2 separate regions of the Homo sapiens genome follow, and region 2 is linked to region 1. Evidence: read pairs that join two places in POLR2A ChIA-PET (ENCODE). Cell type or tissue: Caco-2. All regions are shown on one strand. Each heading gives the region's core, and the rest is flanking DNA. Links, peaks and the distances in the headings are about the cores only. Region 1 has its middle 11 kb from the start of TIGD2. Region 2 has its middle 81 kb from the start of TIGD2.

Region 1 (5,385 bases), core at 181-5,180:
ATGCTCTTAACTCTGAACTTTCATAATAATTTTCGTAGGCTGTATCCTTTCTCCCTCCCAACACAGAGCTATTAGGGTACATTATTTATTTGTTGGTTGAAGGGTACATAGAATGTTATCCCTCTCACTATCCACTTGGGTGTTCCAAGATTTTCTTTCTTACCTAGACCTCATTTAGAGATGGCCATGAATGTCCTAAGCCAGTGTGTAGTATGGCTATGCTGGACTAAAGTGGGATCTCTTATGTCTGTAATTGCTGGATGGGAATTTATTTTTAAAAATCTGAAGTACTCTGCAATGCAATTTATGAAAATGATGGTACCCTGCAAATATATTGCTCCCAGTGCTGTAAGAAGGCTGTATACCCATATTGATTCTCCTTTACTCTCTACAGTCCTCTATATTGAGACTTGTATTCCCTGAATGTGGGATGTGAAATAGTGGAAAGCAGAGTTGGCTACCTAATTTGCAGGGCCCAGTGCAAAATGAAAATATGGGGCCCCTTAAAATAAAGGTGTTGTTAAAGGTAGTAATATATAAGCATTTCCCTTTCTTCTGCAGTCTCTCTTTGGACCTATCATGCTGGTTTTTTAAATTTGCTATTGAATGTCACACACCTTTGGGCACAGGTACATTTGCTGGACAAGTGCAGACCCTCACAGGTGCCTGTGCCCACCCTGCAGTCCACTGCCACAATAATGCACCCTGTCCTGGCTGGGGGTGGGAAAGCCAATCTCCTCTTCCCATGTGTCTGCCTTCCCAACCCAGAGCAATGGGTAACTACCCAGAGATTACAACCTGTCAGAGCTGCTCAGTACCTGGATTGGGGTGAGTGAGCAGCTCACCCCAGCCAATCCCCACCTAATGCACCACAGCACTATCAGCCTGGGGCAAAATACCTCCTGCCATGCCTTACCCAATATGCCCTTGGGCAACATGCCCAACCTCAACCTCTGTGAATTTGTGCCCAGGCCCCTGCCAGGGGAGGAAGCTGGCAGTGGTCACCAGGCAGGAGTGGGGAGAAAGAAGCTGGGTGGCACTTTGGGAGCCGAGGGGGGCAGATCACGAGGTCAGGAGATCGAGACCATCCTGGCTAACATGGTGAAACCCGGTCTCCACTAAAAATACAAAAAATTAGCCAGGTGTGGTTGCGCACACCTGTAGTCCCAGCTACTCAGGAGGCCTAGGCAGGAGAATCGCCTGAACCCGGGAGGCGGAGGTTGCAGTGAGCCAAGATCACGCCACTGCACTCCAGCCTGGGTGACAGAGTGAGACTCCGTTTCAAAAAAAAAAAAAGGTGGGTGGGATCTGTAGTGACAAAGGTCGCAGAGCTGGCAGCTGAGAGCCGGTCCTAAGAGGCAAGAGAAGGGACCACGTACACCTAGGCCTCAAGCCCCAGTGTGTGTTCCATTGCCCCATCAGACTTCACTTTCCAACCTCTTTTAAATGATTTACAAATCTACTTATTTTAAAAAGCTGTCCAGACCTTTTGTGTTTTTCTGTGCCTGCAAGGACATTTTACTAAGTTAACATAATGCACAGATAATTCTTTGCCTGATGATATTTTCACTCACAATGTTACTTAGACCTTAAGAAAGGTAAAGAAGACTCCTTCCTTTCAACAACTCTGTACTGGTGTATCCAGCACCATGAAGCTCTGAGGCCTCCTCTATTCACTGAAACAGGAGAGCAGACAGGTAGAGTATAAGGAAGTGGAGAACAAGTTTGTTTGTTTTTCTAATAGCTGACTCTAGAATTCTTTTAAGATGACTGTCTGTTAAGGAAAAAAGTCTTTTCTAAGCTGCCCGGGGTAGAGGGTGAGATACAAAGGTTACTTGCACAAGCGCTAAAAGTTGCTTGCTTGCTAAATTGAAGTGCGTGAAACAAAGAGGAATTTGTCTTGCTGAAAGCGGGAGTGAAAATGCATAATGGAGAGGGATTCTCCCTGAGATGACGGAAGGCTCTACGCTCTGGGTGGTCTTTCTATCTCTGGGAGATCCAAATTTATAGAATGTGGGATAATTTTTTTTTCTGAGGTGAAAATACAGAATCTTAAAAATAATAGCCAACACACTTCTCATTCCCAGTAATTCTTGTCCTATAGCTTGACTGCTTCAGGGAAAACACAAATAATGGTGAGAACAAAGAAGTCTTTGCTTAGCTTTGACTTTCAAAGTAGACCAAAGGCAAAAAAAAAAAAAAAAAAAAAAAGAGTGCAGTAGAAACAATAATCTGGAAAGCAAGGTTTTCACTTGCAAGAGCCAGGCTATTTCGGAAAGGAAAGGAAAAAAAAAAAAAGATTTGTGATTCTGAGAAGCTAAGAAACTACTAAGGACTGAAGGGGTTCAGGTCATGCCACCCAAAAACATGCCACTTCGGCATAAGGATTATTTGAGCTGAAGGCAACTGAGAATCAACAGATGCAGGAAGTGTCCTCTGCTCTCCTCTCGTTTGCCTAAAAGTAGGGAACACATTTTCCTTGTGAAAGTATTGTCCTATAACAGAACTTAGGTCTGGCTATTCACAGTTTGAAAAGCCAGATACATGAGATGCCAAGTGTGGTGAAAGGAAAGCAGTTTTAATAAAATGCTAGCAGTTGAGGACATGTCCGGACTCGAGTCTCAAAATGATAACTCAAATTTTAAGGCTGACTGAAGGGGTTTATAAAAGGGAAACCTGGTGTGGGAAACACGCAGGAATCGTATAGAGTACAGGTCTGCATGTCTTGTTCCGATGGCTATCTTGAGTTACTGTCCACCTGGAGTACTAGCTGGTCCCATGTCGACTGTGACCAGGTTGTAGATTAACCACCTTGAGGTAATCTGCAGCTGGGTCTCCAGGCCTGGGCTGTTTCAAGATTAGCCCCTGGAATTTCTTTTCTTTTTTTTTTTTTTTTTGCCCTGTCCCCCAGGCTGGAGTGCAGTGGTGCGATCTCAGCTCGGCTCACTGCAAGATCTACCTCCCGGGTTCATGCCATTCTCCTGCCTCAGCCTCCAGAGCAGCTGGGACTACAGGCGCCCGCCACCACGCCCAGCTAATTTTTTTTTTTTTTTGTATTTTTAGTAGAGACAGGGTTTCACGGTGTTAGCCAGGATGGTCTTGATCTCCAGTGATCTGCCCACCTCGGCCTCCCAAAGTGCTAGGATTATAGGCGTGAGTCACCGCGCCCGGCCAGCCCCTGGAATTTCTAAGCAAGCATACAGTTAGATAAGCATGTATAAGTTGGTCATAAGGTCATGGTATAAGGCAGTGTCCAGGGGGAAGGAGAGAAAAAAAAAGGAAAAAAACCTTTTAAATACACTTTAAGGCTAGTGGGAAGGCTTTAAAATACATTTTAAAGCTGACACTCTTGGTTACAACTCCCCACTGTCAAGTTCCATTTCATTTCTATGGAAAGGGGGTGATGTGCTCCATCTAGGTACTTCCTGCTGAAACGGGGTGCAGTTAAGGTGCAGTGGAATGGAACCTCACCACTTGGAGTGGAAAATATTTGTGAGTCCATGGGCTTAAGGAAGAGATCTGCTAGAGCATCATGGTGAGTGTGTAACTGCAATAGAGTCTACAGCAGCAGAATAAACCTAGCCCTATAATCATGGCTAAAATTATGAGCAACTTTTTTTCACCAAGAGGGGCCTGATCCAAACCATGAGGAGAGCCACTGACTTAGGACATTGTGGGATAAGACATAGCATTAATTTGCTTATGCATGTCTCATAGGGCTGAGGATTTGTTTCCAGAATTATCTAGGATGTACACATACCACTCAGTCTTAATTATAGTGCACATTCTCCCCTATCAATCGTGCTTGGAGGTCCTGTGGGAATATGACAACATGTTGGCTGAACTTACATATTTAACAGGTTGCAGGAGGGGCTAGGAATATTCATGAAGGTGGTCCTGACCCATGTGCATTCAACAAATATGCATGTAACATATGACCCATGTTATTTTGTGGTGGAGACTTAATATTTAAACGTATTACAATTAGGTCCTATACATTAAAAGGTCTTTTCAGGGCAGAAAGGCACGCAAGTGTGCAATTTCTGTAAACCAGCTAGAACTAGCCCATAGTCCGTGGTCTTCTATCAGGTGAAAATTATTAAAGTCAGTCTCGTGTTAATTAAATCTGTAGTTATGGCTGATGGAACAGGGGCTGGGGGCCAGTGAGTTTGAGGCCAGTGCTTGTCTAACTGTTAGGGAAAAAGAAAACCCTTGTAGCAGCTAGAACACAGCTTACTATTTTTTTTTTTTTTTTTTTTTTGAGACGGAGCCTTGCTCTGTCACCCAGGCTGGAGTGCAGTGGCGCGATCTCGGGTCACTGCAAGCTCCGCTTCCTGGGTTCATGCCATTCTCCTGCCTCAGCCTCCAGAGTAGCTGGGACTACAGGCGCCCGCCACCACACCCGGCTTTTTGTATTTTTTTTTTTTTGTAGAGACGGGGTTTCACTGTGTTAGCCAAGATGATCTCGATCTCCTGACCTCGTGATCCACCGGCCTCGGCCTCCCAAAGTGCTGGGATTACAGGCGTGAGCCACCGCACCCGGCCAGCTTACTCTTTAAGTGTAGGCATGTATCACTTAACCCCTGCCTGCATGGTCTTAGGTCCTGTTTATAATTTGGTATTTTGTTGTTACAAGAGTCGGTTTTGTCGGTCTTATAATCTCTATTTTAATGTTAGTGGTGGTCACTTGTGCCTAAATTCCAAAGGGCGGGGGGTGGGCACAATGAGGTGTGTCCAATGCCCACTTCCTGCCATACCCTGATAGATTTTCAGGGTTTTGGGGATCCCGTTTGGCCAAGAGCGGGTCCATTCAGTCTGTCGGGAGGCTTAGGATTTTATTTTTTTAGTTCATATTCCTTTTATGGTCAACATATGCCAGAGGCACTATCGATATAAACAAGTCAATTTTGTAACCTGGTTTTTTGGCTTTTGGTTTTGGTCTCTTATGTTGCTTAATTAAAGGAGTTTTCTGAGCGCCTGCCCACCTCCATTCCCATTTGGCCTAAAACATTGAATTGGCTGTAAGTCTTCTGACTCTAAATCCCTTGGCCATAGGGGTCCCACTGAGGAACGTGATGGACCCAGGGCAGCCAGCCACACCACCCCTGGCATCGATATGGGACAAAAGAAAAGCTTGGCCATCGATAATGCCTCTGGGGTTTAGGGAGCTTCTAAGTCGGTGAACACATCCACGTGCTAGAAGGATGGTACATCCCAACTCCAAAGGGATAAAGCCTGCACTCAGGACCCTTCTAGACCTCCCCCTATGTATCGCTTGTTCATTTGTATCCTTTAGAATAAACTACTAGTAAGTGTAGCATTTTCCTGGGTTCTATGAGTCATTCTAGTAAATTATCAAGTCTGAGGAAGTATTGGGAGAATGCC
Region 2 (5,385 bases), core at 247-5,246, 70 kb before region 1:
TTCTGTTTTCCTCTTCTTTCTATAGTATATTTCCCACGATGAGCTCAAGTTTACACACACACACAAGAAAAGCCATAAAAGGCAATTATCTTCACACCTCATCCCACCATCTACACCAAAATATGTAGGCTGCTTCGGAGAGAAAGAGGAAAAGGACAAAAGAGGGAAAAGGAGGGAAGGAGATGAGAAGAAAGAGGGAAGAAAAAAGGAAATAAAAAGGTAACCATTACATTCCTGCTGATTTTTAGGCATGAAGGAAAATTAAAAATAAATTAGTGTCTTTATGCCATATATATTATTTCATTTAAGTGTCACAACAACCCTATGAGGTAGGTACTATTATTATTCTTATTTTACAGATGAGCAAACTGAGGCTTAAACAGTTTAAACATCTTGCTCGAGGCCATACAGCCAGTAAATGTAAAGCCTGAATTCAAACCCAGTGCCATCTGATTCTAGAACCCATGTCATTAACCACCACAAATATGGCCTGATTAACAGAAACATATAATTCTTTGAATACTGCATTGGATCATGAATGTCATATTATTTGAAGATTGCATAGTATCCATTCACATGCCCAGCTCATGGCAGGTACTCAATAAGCATTTACCAATTCAGTAACAAGTAAATAATAGTTTCTTAACACAATTTCATTTTTCCTAAAATGTGTTTTCTCTATGTGATTCCCCAAAACAGCATATCTAAAATAATACATTGTCAAAGAACAACCTGACAATATTAAAATTTATATAACACAGTTTTTCCTGAAATTCCAGCACTTTTAAAGCCATCAAATACCAGGGTCAAAAGATTATCCTTTAAACTCATTTTTGTTGGTAAAAGAAGTACAAAAAGAAATCACTTTTTCAAATTCACTGCAAAAATCTGGGCAGAATGGAAGGAAAATTGAGCTCAAAACTATGTTTCTCTGTGCACTGTGAATAAAGTGAAAATTTTGTTTATTCAGAAAGAGAGAGAAAGATACGTAATTGCTCCAAGCTTGTGGTAGCTATTTTTTATTCTCCCTTTTAATTAATGAGCACTAGTCTTTTGAAAGAGCTAAAATGAAACTTGATAATTTTACATATTTTTAAAAAGGTAAAGACAGAAGAAAGTAGATCTGTGCTCTTTGAATTTTCTGTTCATTTGTATTCTCTTGGGAAGAAGCCAGTAAGCATCATAAGTTTTTTATGCTGTTCCTTAGTTGTTACTCCTTTCCATAAATTTAGTTCCAATCTAGGCAGGAAAATTCCTTTTTCCTGTGGCTCTACTGAGACTTCTGGAATTTCTCCAGGAGGCTGTGGAGAATGTTTTATTGTCATTTTGGTGGCTGTTCCTGATTGGTGAGCAAAGGTCGGAATTGTTGTCGATAATTTACAAGGCATTTCCTACAAATTTCTCAGAAATTCTTCATACATATTCCAATAGCTGCTGTGTCAGACACATCCAGATCAGATTGCAGCCTGCTGATACCGTGCAGCACTCATATCAAAGTGCTTAGCAACTTCTCTAGCATCTTTTTAATTTTAATTTTGCTTTTAGCATTCTCACAGATAGAAACCAAGTAACAAAATGTTAATAAGGGATTACTAACTTTCAAGACCACTCTTGAGCTAAAGTCCAGATGTATGCCAAGAAAGAAATAAGTAATAATCTACCCTTTGAAAGGATCTTGTGGTTTTTGTTGTTGTTTACTGTATTGGTTACATAGGTTGAGAGAATTGACTCTAAATCTTTCTTTTTTTTTAATCATTACTTCTAAAATACTTAACGTGCCATCAGAAGCACAATTTGTAGAGGCAACATTCTATAAGGATGGTGCTTCATTGAACTGTCAGTTCTGAGTAACAAAGCCAGGACTGCCATGTTCCAAAGTGTATCTTTAATTGTGTCTGACAGGTTTCTATAAGGACAAAAAAATTAAATGAGAATGATCACTAGTTAAGAATTTTTACAATAGGGCCAGGCATGGTGGCTCTTGCCTGTAATCCCAGCACTTTGGGAGGCCGAGGCGGGTGGATCGCCTAAGGTCAGGAGTTTGAGACCAGCCTGGTCAACATGGTGAAACCCTATCTCTACTAAAAATACAAAAATTAGCTGGGTGTGGAGGCAGGCGCCTGTAATCCCAGCTACTCGGGGAGGCAGAAGAATCACTTGAATCTGGGAGGCAGAGGTTGCAGTGAGCTGAGATCGCACTATTGCACTCCAGCCTGAGCGACAAGAGCAAGACTTCATCTAAAAAAAAAAAAAAAAAAAAAGAATTGCTACAATAGCCACAACTTTTATGTAGTTTACTATTAAATTAATTTTGAATTTTGGATATATTTATATTATACACAACAAAGCACAAATAATGGAGTGTGCTTCTGCTGTTAGCTTCCAATTATCATAAGGATGCTGGAGGACTTATTTGAAAAGACAGATTAGTACACAGATTTGTGTATGTTCCTATTTGTTCCAAACATAGTTATAGATGTGGATACAGATACAGATATATAGACATAGGGTATATTTATTATTATTTATTTATGTTTTGAGACAGGGTCTCCCTCTGTCGCCCAGCCTAGAGTGTAGTGGTGCAATTACAGCCTCAACCTCCTTGGTCTCAAGCGACTCTCCTGTCTCAGCCTTCCGTGTAGCTGGGACCACAGGCATGCTCCACCATGCTGGGCTAATTTTTTTTATTTTTTCTAGTGACAAGGTCTCACTTTGTTACCAGCCCAAGCTGGTCTCCAACTCCTGGGCTCAAATGACCCTTCCCCTTGGCTTCTCAAAGTGCTGGGGTTACAAGGTGCGAGCCACCATGCCCAGTGACATAGGGTATTTTATTTTACTGCTCTGCAGTATTTTGCTAATCTTCTCTTTCTCATGAATCTTCCTCATAGACATTATTGCCTATAGTTGGAATGATTATTTCTTTGCATCTCTCTGTCTACAGTTTCTCAAAGTTTACTTTGTCAACTCCATCTCCAAAGGTGTTTGACTTCTTTTTAGGAAATATTCCATTTATGACTATTACCTGTAAATTAACTCCTCTTTCTTTCTTTTGCTCTCTGTCTCTCTTGGCTCTAATGAAATTGTAAGGAGCCTACACTGTGAGAGTGTAGTAAGTGTCCAAACACCCAAGAATTATATACACTACTCAAAACCCTAGAGTCTAACTTATACTCTTAAAAACTTGTATGGATTGAAGATCCTGGATTTTTATTACTTACCTGTTTCATATTTACATTTGTAGGCTACTTGTGAGGACGTATACTATTAATTATTGTTTTTTAAGATGAAAAAACAAAGTTAGGACTTATTCTATTTCCTTCTGTGCATACTAGGACTCCATTATTGGTAATACTTCCTCCAGTCCTTAAAAAACAGGAAAATTGGAAATTCACTGGATATGATTTTTGTTGCTGCTGTTGTTGTTGTTTCAGACAGAGTCTCACTCTGTTGCTCAGGCTGGAGTGCAGTGGCATGATCTCGGCTCACTGCAACCTCCACCTCCCGGGTTCAAGAGATCCTCCCACCTCAGCCTCCTGAATAGGTGGGACTACAGGCGTGCACCGCCACGCCCAGGTACTTTTTGTATTTTTAATAGAGATGGGGTTTCGCCATGTTGGCCAGGCTGGTCTCAAACTCCTGGCCTCAAGTGATCCACCTGCCTCGGCCTCCCGAAGTGCTGAGATTACAGGTGCACGCCACCATGCCTGGCTGCACTGGATGTTTTTATACAGAGTGTTAAAGAAACAAGTTCAAGAAAAATGGCAATGGTTTGTTTTTATTTTAATAATTAAAATCCTATTGCCAAAACTGTCATTAGATGTTTCAGTTTCTAAACATATCTTATTAAACAATTCAATTCATAATCTCCAAATATTATACAAAGCATAGCCCTAGGGTTTTGAAAAAGAAAGATAGAATAAGACTCACTTCTTTCTCTCAAGAAGATTGGAGTCCAAAAAAGAGAAGATACACACATAATAAAGGAAAATTCATTCACCTTAGAAAAATCAAGTGGAAGAGAATAATAGCAATAGGGATTGTATTTTATATAGTATATATGATCATATTTATAAAACTCAAGTAACTTATTTCTTCAAGGCTTTGTTCAAAGGAGGCCTACACTGACCACTCTAATTACAAGCTTCAACCCACTCATCTCTGTTATTCTGCCTTACCTTTTATTCTATTCAGTAGCACTTGCTGCCTTCTAATATACTTTATAATTTGGTTATGTATTATGCTTATTGTTTATTGTCTCCATCTGCTAAAATGCAAGCTCCACTAGGGTAGAAGTTTTTCACTTTTTCACTGATACAACCCAAGAGCCTATGATACTATCTACAGATTGTAGGTGTACAAAAAAATTTTTGTTGAACAATTAAATGAGTAAATGTTCTGTGATTTGGATTAGATGTTGTGTGTATGTGGGGGGGGGCATATATATTATACATATGTTATATATGAATATATTGTATGATTTTTAAATATATCATATATCTAATATATAAGACTGAGAGCAATATTGGAAGACTAAAAATGAAATGTAAGTATTTTAAGACAATTAAAGTCCCAAACTTTTATATATTTGGTGGAATCACATACTCATCAGATTTACCAACATTGAAATGAAGGAAAAAATGTTAAGGGCAGCCAGAGAGAAAGGTCAGGTTACCTACAAAAGGAAGCCTATCAGACTAACAGTGGATCTCTCTGCAGAAACCCTACAAGCCGGAAGAGGGTGGGGGTCAATATTCAACATTCTTAGAGAAAAGAATTTTCAACCCAGAATTTCATATCCAGCCAAACTAAGCTTCATAAGCGAAGGAGAAATAAAATCCTTTACAGACAAGCAAATGCTTTTGTCACCACCAGGCCTGCCTTACAAGAGCTCCTGAAGGAAGCACTAAATATGGAAAGGAAAAACCAGTACCAGACACTGCAAAAACATACCAAATATAAAGACCAACCACACTATGAATAAACTGCATCAACTAACGTGCAAAATAACCAGGTAGAATCACGATGACAGGATCAAATTCACACATAACAATATCAACCTTAAATGTAAATGGACTAAATGCCCCAATTAAAAGACACAGACTGGCAAGTTGGATAAAGAGTCAAGACCCATCAGTGTGCTGTATTCAGGAGATCCGTTTCATGTGCAGAGAAACACATAGACTCAAAATAAAGGGATGGAGGACTATTTACCAAGCAAATGGAAAGCAACAGAAAGCAGGGGTTGCAATGCTAGTCTCTGATAAAACAGACTTTAAACCAGCAAAGCTCAAAAAAGACAAAAAGGGGCATTACATAATGGTAAAGGGAACAATGCAGCAAGAAGAGCTAACTATCCTAAATATACATGCACCCAATACAGGAGCA

What was found. ChIA-PET counts read pairs that join two places held together with the same protein. Peaks named below come from ENCODE experiments on the same cell type or tissue, not always from the same donor. Only the 100,000 strongest peaks of a DNase experiment are listed, where the experiment ranks them.
Region 2: POLR2A ChIA-PET joins it to region 1 with 5 read pairs; 3 of 35 experiments call an interaction of 5 or more read pairs at or near these places.

Annotation. Positions count from the first base shown.
Region 1 is chr4:89,120,026-89,125,410 of GRCh38, reverse strand. No RefSeq gene overlaps it. Among named protein-coding and RNA genes, the nearest start is that of TIGD2, 11 kb to the right of the region's middle. In Caco-2, for the core only: no CTCF peak of the experiment used is centred there; DNase peaks (open chromatin) are centred at 1,340, 1,760, 2,860 and 3,150; H3K4me3 peaks cover 152 bases.
Region 2 is chr4:89,190,033-89,195,417 of GRCh38, reverse strand. No RefSeq gene overlaps it. Among named protein-coding and RNA genes, the nearest start is that of TIGD2, 81 kb to the right of the region's middle. In Caco-2, for the core only: no CTCF peak of the experiment used is centred there; no DNase peak of the experiment used is centred there.